Linked DNA regions of Homo sapiens: region 2 is linked to region 1. A link is a loop called in an ENCODE intact Hi-C map of the cell type or tissue named here. Cell type or tissue: B cell. All regions are shown on one strand. Each heading gives the region's core, and the rest is flanking DNA. Links, peaks and the distances in the headings are about the cores only.

Region 1 (9,789 bases), core at 4,279-6,778:
TAAAACACTGATGGAGGGGTTCAAATCTGAAATTTTCCTAGGTTAAGTCTTCAATCCTTTAGTGAGCTTCCTTTTATGGAAAACTTGGTTGTGTGTTCTGAGCTAAAAAGTACCAAGTCATAAATGAATATGATAGAATCATGTGGTGGCAAAATCAAAGCAAAGTTACAATTATCCTCTATTGACCCCAGCCTACTCAGCAGTGCAAAATGCTGAGAAAGAATAAATAAGTTGTCTACCCTTAGAACTTACTACCTGGCTGGAGAAAGAGAAATTAGTTCATCAGGTACCTGTTATGGGTAAAGCATTTTGTTAAGTATGGTGGGGTACAGATAAAGATAGGAGAAGCTCCCTGATCTCAAAAATCTTACTGCCTAATTGAGAATGATATAAGCATATGTATTAAAAGATAACCAATAAAGGTCCAAGAAAACTCAATGTGAAAATAACAATCTTTTCAACAAACTGTGGTGGGACAACTGGATAGCCATATACAAAAGAATAAAATTGGATACCTACCTCACGCCATACACAAAAATAAAAATGGAGGCCTAAATGTAGGAGCTAAAATTATAAAACCTCTTAGGAGAAAACATAGGTATACATTTTGTTACCTTGGAAAGGCAATGAGTTCTTCAATATGACACCAGAGGCACAAGCAACCAAAGAAAAAATAGATAACTTTGTTCTTAAACAAACAAACAAAAGAAACAAAGAAGGAAAATAGGAAGGAAGAGAAAGAGAAAAAAAGAAAGGAAGTAAAGGAAATAAAGAAGGACACAACTTTACTCCATACTGTTTGGGTTTTGAGTTTTGGTATACTTTAGACTCCCAAGAAGGAATTTAGAATAGGAGTTACCAAATGGATGCACATTAGCATGAAGTGAGAGTTTTCCAAAGCCCTACTGCCTAAGCTGAGCCCAGATATAATCATTAGAATCTCTGGGCTAGCAGATGTCTATTAGGTCTGCTTGGTGCAGAGCTGAGTTCAATTCCTGGGTATCCTTGTTAACTTTCTGACTCACTGATCTGTCTAATGTTGACAGTGGGGTGTTAAAGCCACCCCAAATCAACAGAATATATATTTCTTTCAGCACCACACCACACCTATTCCAAAATTGACCACATACTTGGAAGTAAAGCTCTCCTCAGCAAATGTAAAAGAACAGAAATTATAACAAACTCTCTCAGACCACAGTGCAATCAAACTAGAACTCAGGATTAAGAAGCTCACTCAAAACCGCTCAACTACATGGAAACTGAACAACTTGCTCCTGAATGACTACTGGGTACATAACGAAATGAAGGCAGAAATAAAGATGTTCTTTGAAACCAAAGAGAACAAAGACACAACATACCAGAATCTCTGGGACACATTCAAAGCTGTGTAGAGGGAAATTTATAGCACTAAAGGTCCACAAGAGAAACAGGAAAGATCTAAAATTGACACACTAACATCACAATTAAAAGAACTAGAAAAGCAAGAGCAAACACATTCAAAAGCTAGCAGAAGGCAAGAAATAACTAAAATCAGAGCAGAACTGAAGGAAATAGAGACAAAAAAAACCCTTCAAAAAATTAATGAATCCAGGAGCTGGTTTTTTGAAAGGATCAACAGAATTGATAGACCGCTAGCAAGACTAATAAAGAAAAAAAGAGAGAAGAATCAAATAGACGCAATAAAAAATGATAAAGGGGATATCACCACCGATCCCACAGAAATATAAACTACCATCAGAGAATACTACAAACATCTCTACACAAATAAACTAGAAAATCTAGAAGAAATGGATAAATTCCTCGACACATACACTGTCCCAAGACTAAACAAGGAAGAAGTTGAATCTCTGAATAGACCAACAACAGGATCTGAAATTGTGGCAATAACCAATAGCTTACCAACCAAAAAGAGTCCAGGACCAGATGGATTCACAGCCGAATTCTACCAGAGGTACAAGGAGGAACTGGTACCATTCCTTCTGAAACTATTCCAATCAATAGAAAAAGAGGGAATCCTCCCTAACTCATTTTATGAGGCCAGCATCATCCTGATACCAAAGCCTGGCAGAGACACAACCAAAAAAGAGAATTTTAGACCAATATCCTTGATGAACATTGATGCAAAAATCCTCAATTAAATACTGGCAAACCGCATCCAGCAGCACATCAAAAAGCTTATCCACCATGATCAAGTGGGCTTCATCCCTGGGATGCAAGGCTGGTTCAATGTATGCAAATCAATAAATGTAATCCAGCATATAAACCGAACCAAAGACAAAAACCACATGATTATCTCAATAGATGCAGAAAAGGCCTTTGACAAAATTCAACAACCCTTCATGCTAAAAGCTCTCAATAAATTAGGTACTGATGGGACGTATCTCAAAATAATAAGAGCTATCTATGACAAACCCACAGCCAATATCATACTGAATGGGCAAAAACTGGAAGCATTCCCTTTGAAAACTGGCACAAGACAGGGATGCCCTCTCTCACCACTCCTATTCAACATAGTGTTGGAAGTTCTGGCCAGGGCAATTAGGCAGGAGAAGGACATAAAGGGTATTCAATTAGGAAAAGAGGAAGTCAAATTGTCCCTGTTTGCAGATGACATGATTGTATATCTAGAAAACCCCATTGTCTCAGCCCAAAATCTCCTTAAGCTGATCAGCAACTTCAGCAAAGTCTCAGGATACAAAATCAATGTACAAAAATCACAAGCATTCTTATACACCAACAACAGACAAACAGAGAGCCAAATCATGAGTGAACTCCCATTCACAATTGCTTCAAAGAGAATAGAATACCTAGGAATCCAACTTACAAGGGATGTGAAGGACCTCTTCAAGGAGAACTACAAACCACTGCTCAAGGAAATAAAAGAGGATACAAACAAATGGAAGAACATTCCATGCTCATGGGTAGGAAGAATCAATATCATGAAAATGGCCATACTGCCCAAGGTAATTTATAGATTCAATGCCATCCCCATCAAGCTACCAATGACTTTCTTCACAGAATTGGAAAAAACTACTTTAAAGTTCATATGGAACCAAAAGAGAGCCCGCATCGCCAAGTCAATCCGAAGCCAAAAGAACAAAGCTGGAGGCATCAGGCTACCTGACTTCAAACTATACTACAAGGCTACAGTCACCAAAACAGCATGGTACTGGTACCAAAACAGAGATATAGATCAATGGAACAGAACAGAGCCCTTGGAAATAACGCCGCATATCTACAACTATCTGATCTTTGACAAACCTGAGAAAAACAAGCAATGGGGAAAGCATTCCCTATTCAATAAATGGTGCTGGGAAAACTGGCTAGCCATATGTAGAAAGCTGAAACTGGATCCCTTCCTTACATGTTACACAAAAATTAATTCAAGATGGATTAAAGACTTAAACGTTAGACCTAAAACCATAAAAACCCTAGAAGAAAACCTAGGCATTACCATTCAGGGCATAGGCATGGGCAAGGACTTCATGTCTAAAACACCAAAAGCAATGGCAACAAAAGACAAAATTGACAAATGGGATCTAATTAAACTAAAGAGCTTCTGCACAGCAAAAGAAATCACCATCAGAGTGAACAGGCAAGCTACAAAATGGGAGAAAATTTTTGCAACCTACTCATCTGACAAAGGGCTAATATCCAGAATCTACAATGAACTCAAACAAATTTGCAAGAAAAAAACAAACAACCCCATCAAAAAGTGGGCGAAGGACATGAACAGACACTTCTCAAAAGAAGACATTTATGCAGCCAACAGACACATGAAAAAATGCTCACCATCACTGGCCATCAGAGAAATGCAAATCAAAACCACAATGAGATACCATCTCACACCAGTTAGAATGGCGATCATTAAAAAGTCAGGAAACAACAGGTGCTGGAGAGGATGTGGAGAAATAGGAACACTTTTACACTGTTGGTGGGACTGTAAACTAGTTCAACCATTGTGGAAGTCAGTGTGGCGATTCCTCAGGGATCTAGAACTGGAAATACCATTTGACCCAGCCATCCCATTACTGGGTATATACCCAGAGGATTATAAATCATGCTGCTATAAAGACACATGCATACATATGTTTATTGCGGCACTATTCACAATAGCAAAGACTTGGAACCAAGCCAAATGTCCAACAATGATAGACTGGATTAAGAAAATGTGGCACATATACACCATGGAATTCTATGCAGCCATAAAAAATGATGAGTTCATGTCCTTTGTAGGGACATGGATGAAACTGGAAATCATCATTCTCAGGAAACTATCGCAAGGACAAAAAACCAAACACTGCATGTTCTCACTCATAGGTGGGAATTGAACAATGAGAACATATGGACACAGGAAGGGGAACAACACACTCTGGGGACTGTTGTGGGGTGGGGGGAGGGCAGAGGGATAGCATTAGGAGATATACCTAATGCTAAATGACGAGTTAATGGGTGCAGCACACCAGCATGGCACATGTATGCGTATGTAACTAACCTGCACATTGTGCACATGTACCCTAAAATTTAAAGTATAATAATAATAAAATAAAATAAACTATAAAGAAAAAGAATCTCTGGGCTAGCATTAGGCATTGGGATTTTTAAAAGGTCCCCAGATAATTCCAATTAAATCAAGTCTAGCCTAAAGCTGCCTCCTTACATTTTTTTTTTTTTTTTTTTTTTTTTTTTTTTTTTTTTTGAGACGGAATCTCGCTCTGTCACCCAGGCTGGAGTGCAGTGGCACGTTCTCGGCTCACTGCAAGCTCCATCTCCTGGGTTCACGCCATTCTCCTGCCTCAGCCTCCCGAGTAGCTGGGACTACAGGCGCCCACCACCACGCCCGGGTAATTTTTTGTATTTTTAGTATAGCCAGGATGGTCTCGATCTCCTGACCTCGTGATCTGCCCGCCTCGCCTCTCAAAGTGCTGGAATTACAGGCGTGAGCCACTGTGCCCTGCCCGCCTCCCTACGTATTTTAAGGTTGGCCTAAAAGTTTTTCTTTACATCGTGAACTATAACAAGTGGAGGTGTAAACAGACAGTAGCCTACCCTTGTGCCAGTCACTAAGTTTTGATCAATCAAATGTAGTCAACTGTTCAAACCGTGATCAAATAAGGTAATGTCAACCTGTAACCAATCCAACTGTTTCTCTACCTTATTTCCTTTTCTGTACATCACTTTTCCTTTTCTGTTCATAAATCTTCTTCCACCACGTGACTGTGCTGGAGTCTCTGAGCCTCTGGCTAGAGGAGGGGCTGCCCGATTCGCGCATCATTCATTGCTCAATTAAACGCCTTTAAATTTAATTTGGCTGAAGTTTTTCTTTTATCAGTACAGCTGCCGTGAAAACTAGTGATTTTAAAAATAGCATGCATCCTAGGTTAGAATGCTAAACGCCTGCGGAAAACTCAATTCTGCTGAACTCTACTCCATTTTGTCCTGTTCAATGAGAGCCTTTTTTTGAATTTGTCTTTCTCAGAGCTTTGCTAATTAAACATTTTCAAGAGAACTCAGGAAAGAAAAAGTCTTTAAGAGAATCTCTTGCAGTTCCACACTGGCAAACAAAAGGCCTGCAAAATAGTATATCCTAGATGGATCTTAGCTTTTTTTTTTTTTTTTTGACAAGCACCTAATTCAAATTTAAAAGAAGAAAAATTGTGTGTTGCATTCAATGTCTTAATAAAGTTTTCTGTCATCTCGTGATGCATTGTTCCTGTCATCAATTCTGATTTACTGCAGCTGTTTCCTGCAAAACGCAAAAGCGTAACTTCAACAAGTTTCATTTCCTATAAAGATAAAAGTACAGAAAGTTGTGGATACATCTCTGGGCAAATCTGTTACTGCAGAAGCTGATGAAAAATGGTGCCAGAGCTATTTACGCAATGAGAGCTTTCTGATGCTTTAGGGCTGGGGACTTCTCGTTTCCTTGATCTCACCTGGTTCATGGAGCAGTATCGTTCTTGTCATTGATGCTGCACCTCAGAGATTTGTTGCTACTGTATTGGCTGTTGTGGTTGTTTCCATCAAAGATGAGCAAGAATTGCTTTGAAGAAAATTTTACAACACCCAATTGTCAATGAGTTATTATAAGTGATATGACTGAACTTTAGCTCTAAGTGAATAGAAGTGTCTAAATTACACCTGCACCATCCTCTTGACTACTCACTAGTGAGATGGAGACTAATTCATCTAAATTCTCTACACTTCACAAAGGCAGGAATTCTTGTCTATGTTGTTTACTCCTATATACACAGCACTTAGTACCAAGCACATGGAAAGCTGAATTTGTTGAATTTGCTGACTGAATGTAGCCCTTTTATCTAGCTGTGTCTGTAGGCTCTAGACCTTCCACCATTCTGAGGTAATTGCTTGCCTAGATGCTCGTGCAAACCATTGAATTCTCTCTCTCCTGTCCTTCACAACCAAACAACTCAAAAGCAGAGTCTGCTTTCAGGTTTGAATGTTTTCATATCGCGTTCATTTTTCAGTGAATTACAGTCTGTCTATTCTCTCTAATACTTTTCTAGAATTGTTTCCCCAAATGCTGCCAATGACTTCTTAATTGTTGAATCCAGTGGATTCTACTCAATTCTCATTCTGTGAGATTTAACAACACTGCCCTTTTGCTTCCTTGCCTTTTGAGACACATGCCCTTCCTTAGCTTCCAAGATGGGACACTCTTAACTCTCTCTCCTACTTTCTTAGACATACACAATTTCATCTTCACTAGTTGCATTTTTTCTGACAACCAAATGTGCACATTCCTTACAAAGTGTTACCTTCCCCCAAAAACTCTCATCCATTCCCATAACTCAGTCTATCAATTTTAGGTAACTAATTCATGTAATTGCATTTTCAATCCTGTTTACTCATCTGATTTCCAAGCCTGCATGTCCGGGTATTTGCAAATTATTTCATAATGATCTCCTATCTGCAATGTAAAACTATAGAGCTGGTCCAGTCTGAGCCCGCGGTCTAATTCCCATGCACCTCCTTTTTAGCTTCCTGTCTCTCTCCCTTCACATCCTCCCCCATCATCCACACTCACAGCTGAGAGATGTATTTGATTTATTCCTTTTTCACTCTTTTTATCTAATGAAGTTCCTCATGTACTTTAAGTTTTGTCTACTCTAAAATGTCTCTAAAATCCAACTCTCCTCTTCTTTCTAGTCTTCACTTTAGGCCTAGTTTCTCATTTGCTCCTGCTGTTTCACTTATTTTATAAACGATTAATTGGAATTGTTACATCCCTACTTAGACATCTTGAATGATTCTCCAGTGCTTACCAATTAAAGTCCAGATGCCATGGACATATAAGATCCTGCATAGTATTGTTTTAACTTTTCTCTACTGCCTTCTCATTACACCCTAATTTAGCCACAGTCCAGCCTGGTTATTCAATTATTGCTCCTGAACACAAATAGAATGTTTCTGTTTTCCTCCTGTTTAGATATTGTTCCCCTACGTGGAATAGTCTTCTCTTTTTTCTCTCTTACTAAGTTCTACCTATTCTCTAAGATTCATCTCAAATCCTTCCTATTCCATGAGGTTTTCTTCTAATACTCCAATTTTATTGAGCTCCCACCTGTGCTATATTATTGAGCAATTATTTTCTCCTATGCACCAGGACATTATACCATTATTTAGCTCTTCTGGGCTGACTTATATCACTGGTTATCTTGTAAAATTATTTGTATTGAGATTTGTTTCACACACCATAAAATTTACTCTTTTAATTTTTTAAGGAGGTTTTTGAAGAAGCTCCCATACTGTTTTCCATGGTGGCTGTACCCATTTACATTCCCACCAACAGTGAGCAAGTGTTTCCTGCTCTCCACATCCCCTCCAGCATTTAGTTTCTTTCTTTGATAACAGCTATTTTAACTGGGGTGAGATGATATCTCATTGCAGTTTTGATTTGCATTTCTCTCATGACTAGTGATGTTGAACATTTTTTCATATACCTGTTGCCATTTGTATGCCTTCTTTTGAGAAATGTCTATTTTGCCCATTTTAAATCAGATTTTTTTTGTATTGAGTTGTTTGAGTTCCGTATACATTTCTGTTAATTAATCCTCTGTCAGTTGAATGGTTTGCAAATACTTTCTCCCATGCTGTAGGTCTCTTTATTTTATTTTATTTTATTGATTATTTTCTTTGTTGTCAAAAGCTTTAATCCAGCAATCTGACTGCTAGGTATATATCCAAAAGAAAGGAAATCAGAGTATTGAAAAGAGACCTGCACTGTCATGTTTATTGCAGCACTATTCACAGTAACCAAGATATAGTATCAACTCAAGTGTCCATGAACAGATGGATGGATAAAGAAAATGGGATATATATAATATATATAGGAATATTATTCCACCATAAAAATTAATGAAATCATGCCATTTGCTACAATATGGATGGAACTGGAGGACATTATGGTAAACGGAATAAGCCATACATAGAAAGACAAATGTCACATGTTCTCACCAATATGAGGGTGCTAAAAAAATGATCTCATGGAGATAGTGAATAGAATGGTGGTTAACAGAGCCTGGGAAGGGTAGTGAGGAGGGAGGGATAAAGAGGAGCTGGTCAGTGGGTACAAAAATATAGTTATATAGAAGAAATAAGTGCTAGTGTTCAATAGGGTGACTAGAGCTAATAATTTACTGTATATTACAAAATAGCTGGAAGAGTAGATTTGGAACATTCCCAAAATAAAGAAATTATAAATATTTAAGATGATGGATATCCTAATTACCCAGATTTAATCATTACACATTGTATGCTTGTACTAAAATATCACATATATGCCATAAACATGTACAACTATTAGGTATTCATAAAATTTGAAAAATTACCCCTTTGTTTTTAAATATATTAGGAAGTTGTACAACCATCACCACTATATAATTCTAGAATATTTTCACCACCCCTAAATGAAACCTAGACTCATTAGCAGTCACTCCCCGTTTTCTCCTTCCCCCAGTCTCTGGCAACCACTAATCTACTTTCCATTTCTATGAATTTGTCTATTCTGGACATTTCATATGAATGGAGTAACGCACATATATGGCCTTTTCTATCTGGATTTTTGCACTTAACATGATGTTTTCAAGGTTCATCCATTTCGTGGCATGTACTTCATTCTTTCTGATGAATGAATAATGTTTCAGTGTATGCATATACCACATTTTCTGTATCCATTCATCAGTTAATAGACATTTGAGTTGTTCCCACTGTTTGGTTATTATGGCTATGAACATTTGTATATAAGTTTCTGTGCGAGCATATATTTTCAGTTCTCTTGGGTATATACCTAGTAGTCGACTTGCTAGGTCATATGGTAACTTTATATTTAGCTTTTTGAGGAATTGCAAAACAACTTTTCAAAGCAACCACACCATTTTACGTCCCCACCAGCAAATTATGAGGGCTGTAATTCTCTAAATCCTCACCAACACTTGTTACTTTCTTTTTGATGATAGCCGTCTTTGTGAATGTGAAGCAGTATCTCATTGTGGTGATCTGCATTTCGCTAGAGTCTAATGATATTGAATATCTTTTCAGATGCCTGTCATGCACATACTGATTGGCCATATGTGTATTTTCTTTGGAGAAATATATATGCAAATCCTTTGCCAAATTTTAATTGGATTATCTTCTGATTGTTGAGGTGTAAGCTTTCTTTCTGTATTCTAAATACTAAACCCTTATCAGATATATGATTTGCAAATATTTCTCCCCTTCTGTGGATTGTATTTGCATTTTATTTATAGTATCCTTTGATGCACAAAA
Region 2 (9,789 bases), core at 3,847-6,346, 670 kb before region 1:
TAGTTAACACACTTTTGAGTGTTGTGTTGTACCAGACAATGTACTAAACACCTTATACACATATCATTGAATCCTTACAACATCCTTTGAGACAGATACAGTGTTATGCACATTTTACAGACAAAGAAACTCAGTCAAAGAGAATGTTGAATAACAGGGCCAAGTTCACACAGCTAATAGTGGACCTAGCTTCTCTTTGTAAAAGAAGGTAGCCACTTATCATTAACTATAAAGCCTGGAGAACCTTAGAGGATAGCGATGCTAAAATTTAGACTATTCATTTTCTTGAAAATTTGTTAAAAGTGATAGACTTACCACTGAATCACTGGTTTTTTTTTTTTTTTGAGACGGAGTCTTGCTCTATCTCCCAGCCTGGGGTGCAGTGGCATGATCTCGGCTCACTGCAACCTCCGCCTCCTGGATTCAAGCAATTCTCCTGCCTCAGCCTCCTGAGTAGCTGGGATTACAGGCACATGCCACAGCGCCTAGCTAATTTTTGTATTATTAGTAGAGATGGGGTTTTGCCATGTTGGCCAGAATGCCTTGAACTCCTGACCTCAGGTGATTTGCCCGCCTAAGCTGGGATTACAGGCGTGAGCCACTGCGCCCGGCCTGAATCAAAACAAACAAAAAACGTTTTTGTTGTTGTTGTTTTTTGTTTGTTTCTCATTCTTGTCCCCCAGGCTGGAGTGCAGTGGCGCGATCTCAGCTCACTGCAGCCTCCGCCTCCTGGGTTCAAGCGATTCTCCTGCCTCAGCCTCCCGAGTAGCTGGGATTATAGGTGCCTGCCACCACGCCCGGCTAATTTTTGTATTTTTAGTAGAGACGAGGTTTCACCATGTTGGCCATGCTGGTCTCCTGACCTCAGGTGATCCACCCGCCTCGGCCTCCCAAAGTGCTAGGATTACAGGCGTGAGCCACTGCACCCGGCCTGAATCACGTTTAATAGTAGTGAGCATATCAATCTGGTTATTGGGACTATTAAGACTTTTGTGACTTTAAAACAAACAATTTTTTTTTGTTGTTGAGATTGTGTGTTGCTCTGTCGCCCAGGCTGGAGCGCAGTGGTGCGATCTTAGCTCACTGCAACCTCTGCCTCCCAGGCTCAAGTGATCCTTCCGCCTCAGCCTTCTGAGTAGCTGGGACTATAGGTGTACACCAACACGCCAAGATAACTTTTATATTTTTTGTAGAGATGGAGTTTTGCCATGTCACCCAGGCTGGTCTTGAACTCCTGGACTCAAGCGATCCACTTGCCTTGGCCTCCCAAAGTGCTGGGATTACAGGCATGAGCCACTGCGCCCAGCCAGTGACTTTTAAAATATTTTTCTGAATAAAATATAGCATGCATTGTTAAAAAAAAACCTATAAAATACAGAAAACATAAAACTAATGAACTTTTAATATTATTGCTGATAACCTTGTGGCACGTTCACATACTCAGACATAGTTTTACATAGTTCAGACTATATTATCCAGTTTTGTACCCAGTTAGAAAATTATAAGCATCATTCCACAGCATTAAAATCTCTTTGTAAATCTAATTTTCAATATGAGATTGTGGCCATACTCTCAAATATTTAACATTTTCACAATGTTGGAGGTTTATGTTATTTTGCTGTAGCTAACAGTGTGACTAACCTTATTTAATATTTTTCTCATTTAAATTTTCTCTTTATTACCAACTCATATAAGTTGGAGTACTGAAATAACAGGTATAAACATTTTTAAGACTTGGCACATAATACCATGCCAGTACCCAGAGCTGTGCCTTCCTTTTATATTTGTTTCAGTGTGTCTCTTCTTATTCCTCCTCCTTCCATGTGACCAGGGGATCTAAAAGTCAGCTTATTACAGCATTGAGCATTCAACTTCATCTTGAAAGATAAGCAACAGTGAGATGAACAACCTCTCATAGACAGGTGGTTGGTTGATTTTTTTTTTCCCCTCTTTTTTCTGGCACTTGGAGTCTAGCCCTTGACTTTTTTGTATGTGAACTTTAAATTTTGGTTTGGCTCTGAACAATCTGATTGAAATAGATGTTGAAATTTTAAAAAGATATAAGAGTTGTTATTTTTCCATATCCTTGGATGAAAGATGATATGCAAATTTGTGGTGCCCCTTTCTATTCCTAATTCCAGGACTTCAGAAGGTATATGAATCATTTTTCAGGACGTAACTCCTCAAAGAGGAGCAGACTAATTAATATGTTGTTTTTGGTTGACTAACCCTATCTTTAACCTGCTAAATTGCTGAGCAGTTGTTAAGCTGCTTTTTTTGTAGTGTATTCCATGTTCCCTAACAAAGTCAAGACTGATTGTTGCCTAGGTCTGGACTCTCCTCTTCCTCCATGTCACCCAAGGGAGAGAGGTCTCTGAACAGGAGGGTAGACAGTGTGTTTATATTTCCTAGTAATGTGCCAGCTGCTTGCTCTAAGATCATAGTATCCTCATTTTACAGACGGGGAAAGAGCAATGAAGTTAAGGAACTTGCCCAAGACTACATAGCTCATAAGGTGGAGCAGCCATAATATGACCCCTGAACTTTTTCCATAGGCTTTTCATTGTGTCCTTCTGTTTTCTAAAAGAAAGGCAGCAGGGAGTTCATGAAGATCGAGAACCAGAAAGCAGCTCCTGCAGCCTGTCTTCAGGAGCGGTGTTGCTGTGGGACCTGCAGAGCAGGTGTTTTCACTAGGGATTGTCCCTTCCCACCACGTCCTTCCATGGGTGTGGACAGCCTGTGAGAAGGCTTATAAAAGGCCTAGAGGCTTTTCTATTTTTTTCCCCTCTCACAGTAGGGCTTTTTGTTCTTTGTACAGTGGGATATTTAACTCCAAGTTCTGTCCTGGGTTTGTCTATTTCATAGTGATTTCTGGTCTTTCCTCCCCACCTTCCAGGTTTGTGGCTGACTCCTTCTGTTGCCCTTTGCCTTCTTCCTGTGTACTGATCAGCTCCTCCTTTCCCTGCCTCCTAGAAACTGATTTCACTCCAGACTGGTGTGGCCACCCTTGTCTTCAGATGAGAATGGAGTCTGAATGGCCTTCCTGAGAGCGAGTGCGACCCGTTCCTTTGTTTCCTTGCAACCACCCTTGGACCTGACTCAGCTAACAATCTAGCCCTGGGGGAATGTGATCTACCTGATGCGACCCTGAGTTCTCCCCAGAGCCTCCTCCTGCCCCACCAGCTCTCAAGTACCTTTTCTCCTGGACTGTGTGGACCCACCCAGCTTTCTTCCTCCCTGTTGTGTGTCAGATTATGCCTTGCACTTGGGAAAGCTCTTGTGAGACTCTCCCAAGGTGCTGTATTTTTCTACCTCATGGAGTATTCTCCCAGAAACTGCAATGTATTTTTTTAGGGGAGTATCTTTAACAAAGCAGAATGATTCTTCTAAGTTTGGCAACAAGAAGGCTTGGATCTGAGTCTTCTACCTGGCAGGATGCCAATCCTGTTTGTTGTCCGTATGTCCTGAAAACATGAGGGACTGGCAGATGTCATTTTGGTCTAAAGAGCTGACTTGTTTGAAATTCAGCCTTAAATTAAGCTCTTAGTTGTTCAGCTTGGGGGGCAACTTTGATTTTTCTCTGTGTTGTAGTCTCTCATATTTACTCAAGGAGGGACCAGGATGATACAGTCATCTGAGGTTATGCTTTGCAAAAGGCTGACGGTATGGAATATGTTTCCATGTCTGAGTCTTAGAAACTGGCTGCTCATTGTTAGAAAGTGATGCTTTGTGAGACTATTGTCTTGGGGCCAAAAATAATCAGGGATTTTAAATTGGGCAAGGGACAAGGTGCTAGAATCCTAAGCTCTGGAAATATTTCATGACACTGGTGTATTCACTCATGTGTTCCAGATGTATTCTAATTGTGTATGAAATGTATGTACACATAAGTGTGTGTGTCTCAGGAAGTAGGAAATAAAAATGGAAGCTATTATGACCTCAAAAAAAAAAAGCCAACTTTGAGCTAGGATAAAAATTGGGTAAAGGACATTTGCTTACCTGCAAATGAATCACTGTGGAAATGTGATCTTCCCATATCATCAAGAAACTTGTTTTCTGGATGAATACTGGGAGAATAAAATGAGAACTCTGGAGTGAGCTAAATTGATCCCAATTAAGTTTTTCTGCTTAGCAGACAGAAGGTATAATTTTTTGACACCCTTTCCCACCTGGTGCCTATGCTAGGCTTGTCCTGAGAACATCCCTCAGTAACTTGATATTCACATGACCTACAGGATGTCCCATCTGCAGGGCTGAGTCAGTTGGGGAACACCAGAGGCTACACAGTAGCTCTTCCTGCTACTCGGTTAATGAGCTTGGCAGGTTCTTTGTCTCACTGAATTCTTATCATGGAAACAGCAGCAGCAGCCGCTAGGAAATCTTCAAGTGTAGTGTCTGTGCTAACCCAGTGGTAAATCCCTTAGATCCCCTGCTGGTCTCTGGCAGTCTCCTTGATTTTGGGTACCATGTATATTTTCCGCTTTGACTTTAACGCTTTCTAGGATAGGGTAAGCACCCTTAATTCAGGCACTGTCCATTAGCTTCCTTTGCAAAGGCTACTTATGGCCGGTCACAATCCAGCACTCAGACAGAGCCAAGGCAATATCCTCTTGCCCATGGCTATGATGTCAGACAGTGGATGGGCTCCAGCAACAAGAGACAAAATAACTAAAGGCCTTTGCTCTCCTCTGACATTGAGGCCTGGGGCTTACAGTTTGGAATACAACATGTGAAGGTTTTTGTTGTTGTTTGTATTTTTTAGATGTAAACTTGATTATTTTATTGCTAATTTAAAAATAAAAATGACTTTGTATTGATTGTGAAACGGTTCTGGCTCTGTCTCGATGCAGAAACACAATGATCTGGTGCCACCATGTGGTGATTTTTATTCAGGTTTTAGAATGCAGTTCACACCTTTTTAAGCCATGTGCTGGATCAGATGGTTCAAAAGTGCAATTTTTGAACATGGTTTAACTCCCACAGAATGCAGTGTAACTATGTTTGTGTTTCAGATTTGAGGTGTTCCCCCCAAAAGAATTTGGTTCAGTCCTTGGGAGTATCTGGCTTTAGGAGGAAATGGGGGAGATCTGTCACGATGTTATCTAGAAGGTGGAATGACCATACCAAACATCCTTTTAATCTAACTTGAATGTCTCACCAAAAATAACATTTCTGTTGGCATTCTGGGTCCTAGAAGCCAGATCCATCTCCTTTTTCCTTCTGTTGCTCTCTTCCTTCACACCCTCTTCCATGTCCACATGCACTTATCTCCCTGCAGAATACTTTTTGCGATGATGTTTCTCATGTATTCTTTCTTTCCTTGTCTGGATGAGCAGAAGAAGATCATGATCATGATCTGCTGTATTATCCTTGCGATCATCTTAGCTTCCACCATTGGGAGCATATTTGCCTGAAAAAGGTGAGCCATCTGTGGGGAGGGTCAGACCTTCTTTCACTGACTTGAAACCTTTGTGTCTTGGGGGCACTCTAGGTGCCTTAATCTGGGTGGGATTAGGTGCTAATAATGGTTAGAGAAAACTAAAGAAAGGGATGTTTCAGAGACAGAAAAGTGAGTGAAGAATGAACTGTTAGTAGGTAGTCTGTGGGAGGAGGGGGGAGACAGAAGGTGGCAATCTGTCCTATAACCTGGTGTGGCAGAATGCTTTGTACAGGTGAAGGATAGTGATTCCTGCTAAACAGTTTGAGCCTTGGTATCTGGAAGTGACAAAAAGAACAAGAATTAGTTCTTGCATTAGGTGCATCTTGAACTTTTTGGAAGAGGGCCGGCCACACAGTAAATTCAAATTAAATTTCTTCCCTTTCAAGGTTAATGAAAGTTAACACAGCCTTGTATGTAGTCCTTTACCCCGGGTAAGAGGGATTTGGTGATCCCAGCCACGAACACCATGCTATATAATCTATGATTTTTTTCCTCCATTTTTCTGTTATCTCCCACAGCCCTCACAGATTGATCGACTGGCATTTCTAATCCTCCTTCCACTTCTGTGGTACCATCACTTCTCCACGCAGACTCCTCATCAGCTTCTCCTCTTTCCATTATGAAACTTCTTAAGAAACAGGGCACCAATCAACTACTTATTAAGAATTATGCAAAGAATAAACGTATACAGAATTGGGCGGAGGACAGGGACAGGGAGTACAGATACATAGCTGATTAGGCAGATGGTTTAAAGGAGGACTGCAGGGTAGAGAAGCAAGCAGAGTGGGCGCCTCTTTAGGAAGTGACACAGCCTGCATGTGCAGTATGGCTGTGAAGGGGCAGATATCATAGCACACCTAACTCAACAGGATCTTACTTGAACTGCTGTGAGTTGGTCAAGTCAGGGCACTTCTGCTCTTCAGGCTCCTCTAGGTCACACCTTTGACCACCCTACATCTGTTTCCTCTTTCAGGCTCCAGTAGTAGTCTTAAAAGTGAAGTTTATCTAAGGATAAGCACATGCCTATCTTGCTCACTGCTGTGTCCCCACTTTTTAGCACAGCGCCTGCTGCTTACAGGTACTCAAATATCTGCTGACTTAATTACTTATAATTAAGCTCTTATTTCAGTCATGGACAAATCCTTGGGTTTGACTCCTAAACTCTTTAAGGTACCAATGAGAACGTGGTTTGTTACTGTCAGAGGCTGTGTAAAGCCGCTTGGGAATGGGCTGATCTGCTTATGCAAAAATGCTACCAACCTTTCAAACCCCATTACCACAACATGAAAATTTAAAGTGCTTTTTCTATGGGTGGTGATGGTGGAGTTCTAGCAACAGCCTCTTAATCTGTGGAGAAGATGGCTGGCTCCAGGACTGTGGTTCAATAACGAAATACAGGCCCACAAAATAAAATAGGTTTATAGCATGACTGAACTCACACATCAGTAGAACACTCTGTGAACCATAACAAAGAACAGATAAAGGTGTCAAGTGAGAAAGGTGAAATGAGGTTATCACTCACTTCACCTCTCACCTGATTTGTGTTGCTAGCTGAAACTGCTGGCCAGTAACGTATGTATAAGAAACTGTTATAGGCCGGGCACGGTGGCTCATGCCTGTAATCACAGCACTTTGGGAGGCCAAGGCAGGTGGATCACCAGACTGACCAACATAGTGAAACCCCCTCTCTACAAAAAATACAAAAATTAGCCAGGCATGGTGGCTTGCACCTGTATTCCCAGCTACTTGGGAGGCTGAGGCAGGAGAATTGCTTGAATGCAAGAGGCGGAAGTTGCAGTGAGCCGAGATCGCGCCACTGCACTCCAGCCTGGGCAACAAGAGCTAAATTCCATCTAAAAAAAAAAAAAAAACAAAAAAAAAAAACTGTTCTTAATACTTAATACTGTCCCCAATTCCATTCAAGGTTCAGTTGTGTTCAGCTTTAAAACCAGCTATGTGAATGTGAGTTCTAGTGCAGATTATTTAGTGATTATGTAACTAAAATTGATGAAAAAATCACACTATACAACTGTGAGGAGCACACAACTGCTAAGTTTGTACTTTTGAAAGTAAATTATTCTTTGTTTGATACCTTATTTTTTAAGAAAGTGGGATTAAAAATATTTTGGTCAGTGCTGTTTTCTACCCACCTTCAAAAGCCAATGGTTTGATATTTCTATTAATTTGTGCTTCCTTTAGTTTTAATAGGGGATAGAAGACTGCAGCTGGTTGGGTCTGGAAAACATTAATCTGGGCAAACGGAGCTGGAGCTATGAGGATCTGAGTCCTAGGGGGCCCTCATTCACTAGCAGTAAGAATTTAAGTGGTGCATGGCACATAGCACTGTACTAGATTCTGCAGGGGCACAAACATAGAGCCAAACACTCTCCCTCTTGGAGAATTTCAGACCCAGAAAAGGCCACGCAGTTCTAACTTTTGTCATCGGTTCCTTTTGCTAAAAGGCAAAGGGTATGTTCCTTGCCTATTGTCCAACATACCCCTTCCAAGATTGTGAGAAGATGGGTAGCTGGGCATCAATAAATATTGAATCAATTGACCTATGTACTGTTGTTTTTTTCTTACTCTAAAAATGTGTTTTTAACCTAGTAAAATATCACAGAAACTGGCTCCTGAAGTGTGTACGTATAAAAGGCAGTATAAACATTTAAGTGAGACTCGCATCATAGATGGGGGAATGCAAACATTTGTTTCAGCCTTCATGTTCATCTTACACCCCAGGAGGACCAAGAACTCTTTAGTCATTGAGGCCTATTTCTTAATCTTTTAAGGGATTAAGAATGACCAATGAGAAGTTATATCCTGAAGTGATGTTTAAATTTTATTTAATAAAAATACAGTTTTCTTTTTAAATCAACAAATAACATTGTTTTTCAGAAATCTACTCAAATGCTGCTCCTTAGTTATGGCTTAAGAGCTACCCAAAGACTTCAGTGGGTAGGCTGAGGGGAATAGAAATGCAGAATCCTTCTTTCAGTAGCCTATATACAGTTATCTCCTACACTCACTACACACGTTTGGGCATGTAGAACTTGCCCCAGTATTTCCCCTTGTGGGTCAAGTCATATGGGCTCAGTACTTTCCGTATGCCCAGCATGTTGGCAGTGGCTATTCGCTCAAATGTCCAGGGGTTCTGGTTGTTACGTTCTCTTTCCTCTTGATCTTTTCGCATCTTCTCTAGAGTCCCGCGGCTCACAGCCTTTGCTGCGAAGGGCAACTTGTGGGCAACCTGGTCAAGGAAACCTTGCACTTCTTCAAATTCACAACGCCCACCCATCTCTACAACAAGGCGGCCAGCCTTCACAGGTGTCACGTAGTGGTCAATAGCACCTTTGCCTCCCCCCATGCGATGCCCAACACTTTTGCGAGTGATGGGCTTGAAAGGGGCTGGTACTCGCCATATGGCAAACATGTTCTTGGGGTCCATAGAGCGGTTGATTGTCAGGCGCATCATTTCAAAGTGGCCCCAATGCAGGTAGCCACCACCCAATGCCTAAAAGTGAATGGGAGAATTAGAAACACATGCGGACTTCGACATCATCTATGGGCTCATTATTTTGTCTCTTCTAGTAACTGTGGCTTCAATGATACAATTGAAAATAAAAATCTAAGTTCTAATAAGTCCCATGGAGGAAAAGCCTAGGGTACACAGTAATAGAGTGAAGGGGGACCCATTTCAGTGGAGAGCCAGGAAGGCTTCTTTGAAGAGGTGACATCTAAAGCTAAGACCAGAATAAAAAGAACTAGCCAAGGGAAAAGAGAGGAGTGTGCCAGGCATAAGAAAGGCTTATGTGGAGGCCCTGGCACAGCAGAGGGCTTGGCAAGTTGAACAGAAGCCAATGTGGCTGGAGTAGGGTGAGGAATGGGGAGAGTGGGCAGGAGGTTCTGAGAGGTCAGTGGGGGTGATTATGTAGGCTGCAGGAAGAGGACTTTGGAATATCACTCTGGCTGCCTGGTGGAAAACAAATCCTAGTGCACACCCATTTGTGTGGCTGCTGACATCAAGTCTTCATGGAAGCTACTCAACAAGTAAGGAAACAGCTGTCTTCCACATCCTATATTGTGGATGGTTTTATTTTTACCAGGGCTTGAAAAGATCTCATGATCTGATTATGGGGCACATTAGCTAGCCCCTTCCTTCTGCTTTTACGTTATTTTCACTCTACATTAAAAAAAAAAAAGATATATAACCCAAATGTTTACTGGGTACCCAGTAGCCTCTGTACATACCAGTTTAAAGAGCAACTGGTGGCAGTTCTAATAAAAACTGTGGAGGAAGAGACTAAATTATCTCAAGGAGTATGAGATTTTGTTATTCCCTAGCTTCCATC

The links. Hi-C counts contacts between places; a loop is a spot of excess contacts. Peaks named below come from ENCODE experiments on the same cell type or tissue, not always from the same donor. Only the 100,000 strongest peaks of a DNase experiment are listed, where the experiment ranks them.
Region 2: it touches region 1 in a loop (6-fold over the local background); 1 of 110 quality-filtered maps calls a loop at or near these places.

The regions. Positions count from the first base shown.
Region 1 is chr11:60,471,397-60,481,185 of GRCh38, forward strand. No RefSeq gene overlaps it. Among named protein-coding and RNA genes, the nearest start is that of MS4A12, 16 kb to the right of the region's middle. In B cell, for the core only: no CTCF peak of the experiment used is centred there; a DNase peak (open chromatin) is centred at 5,835; H3K4me3 peaks cover 1,342 bases; H3K27ac peaks cover 1,477 bases.
Region 2 is chr11:59,797,882-59,807,670 of GRCh38, forward strand. It overlaps STX3 (syntaxin 3), which reads left to right. Exons shown (of 11, transcript NM_004177.5): 11 at 2,974-7,997. MRPL16 (mitochondrial ribosomal protein L16) reads right to left here. Exons shown (of 4, transcript NM_017840.4): 4 at 8,259-8,951. The coding sequence ends at 8,466. Among named protein-coding and RNA genes, the nearest start is that of MRPL16, 8.0 kb to the right of the region's middle. RefSeq lists an enhancer at 4,928-4,977. In B cell, for the core only: CTCF peaks have their summits at 4,876 (motif pointing left) and 5,077; a DNase peak (open chromatin) is centred at 4,890.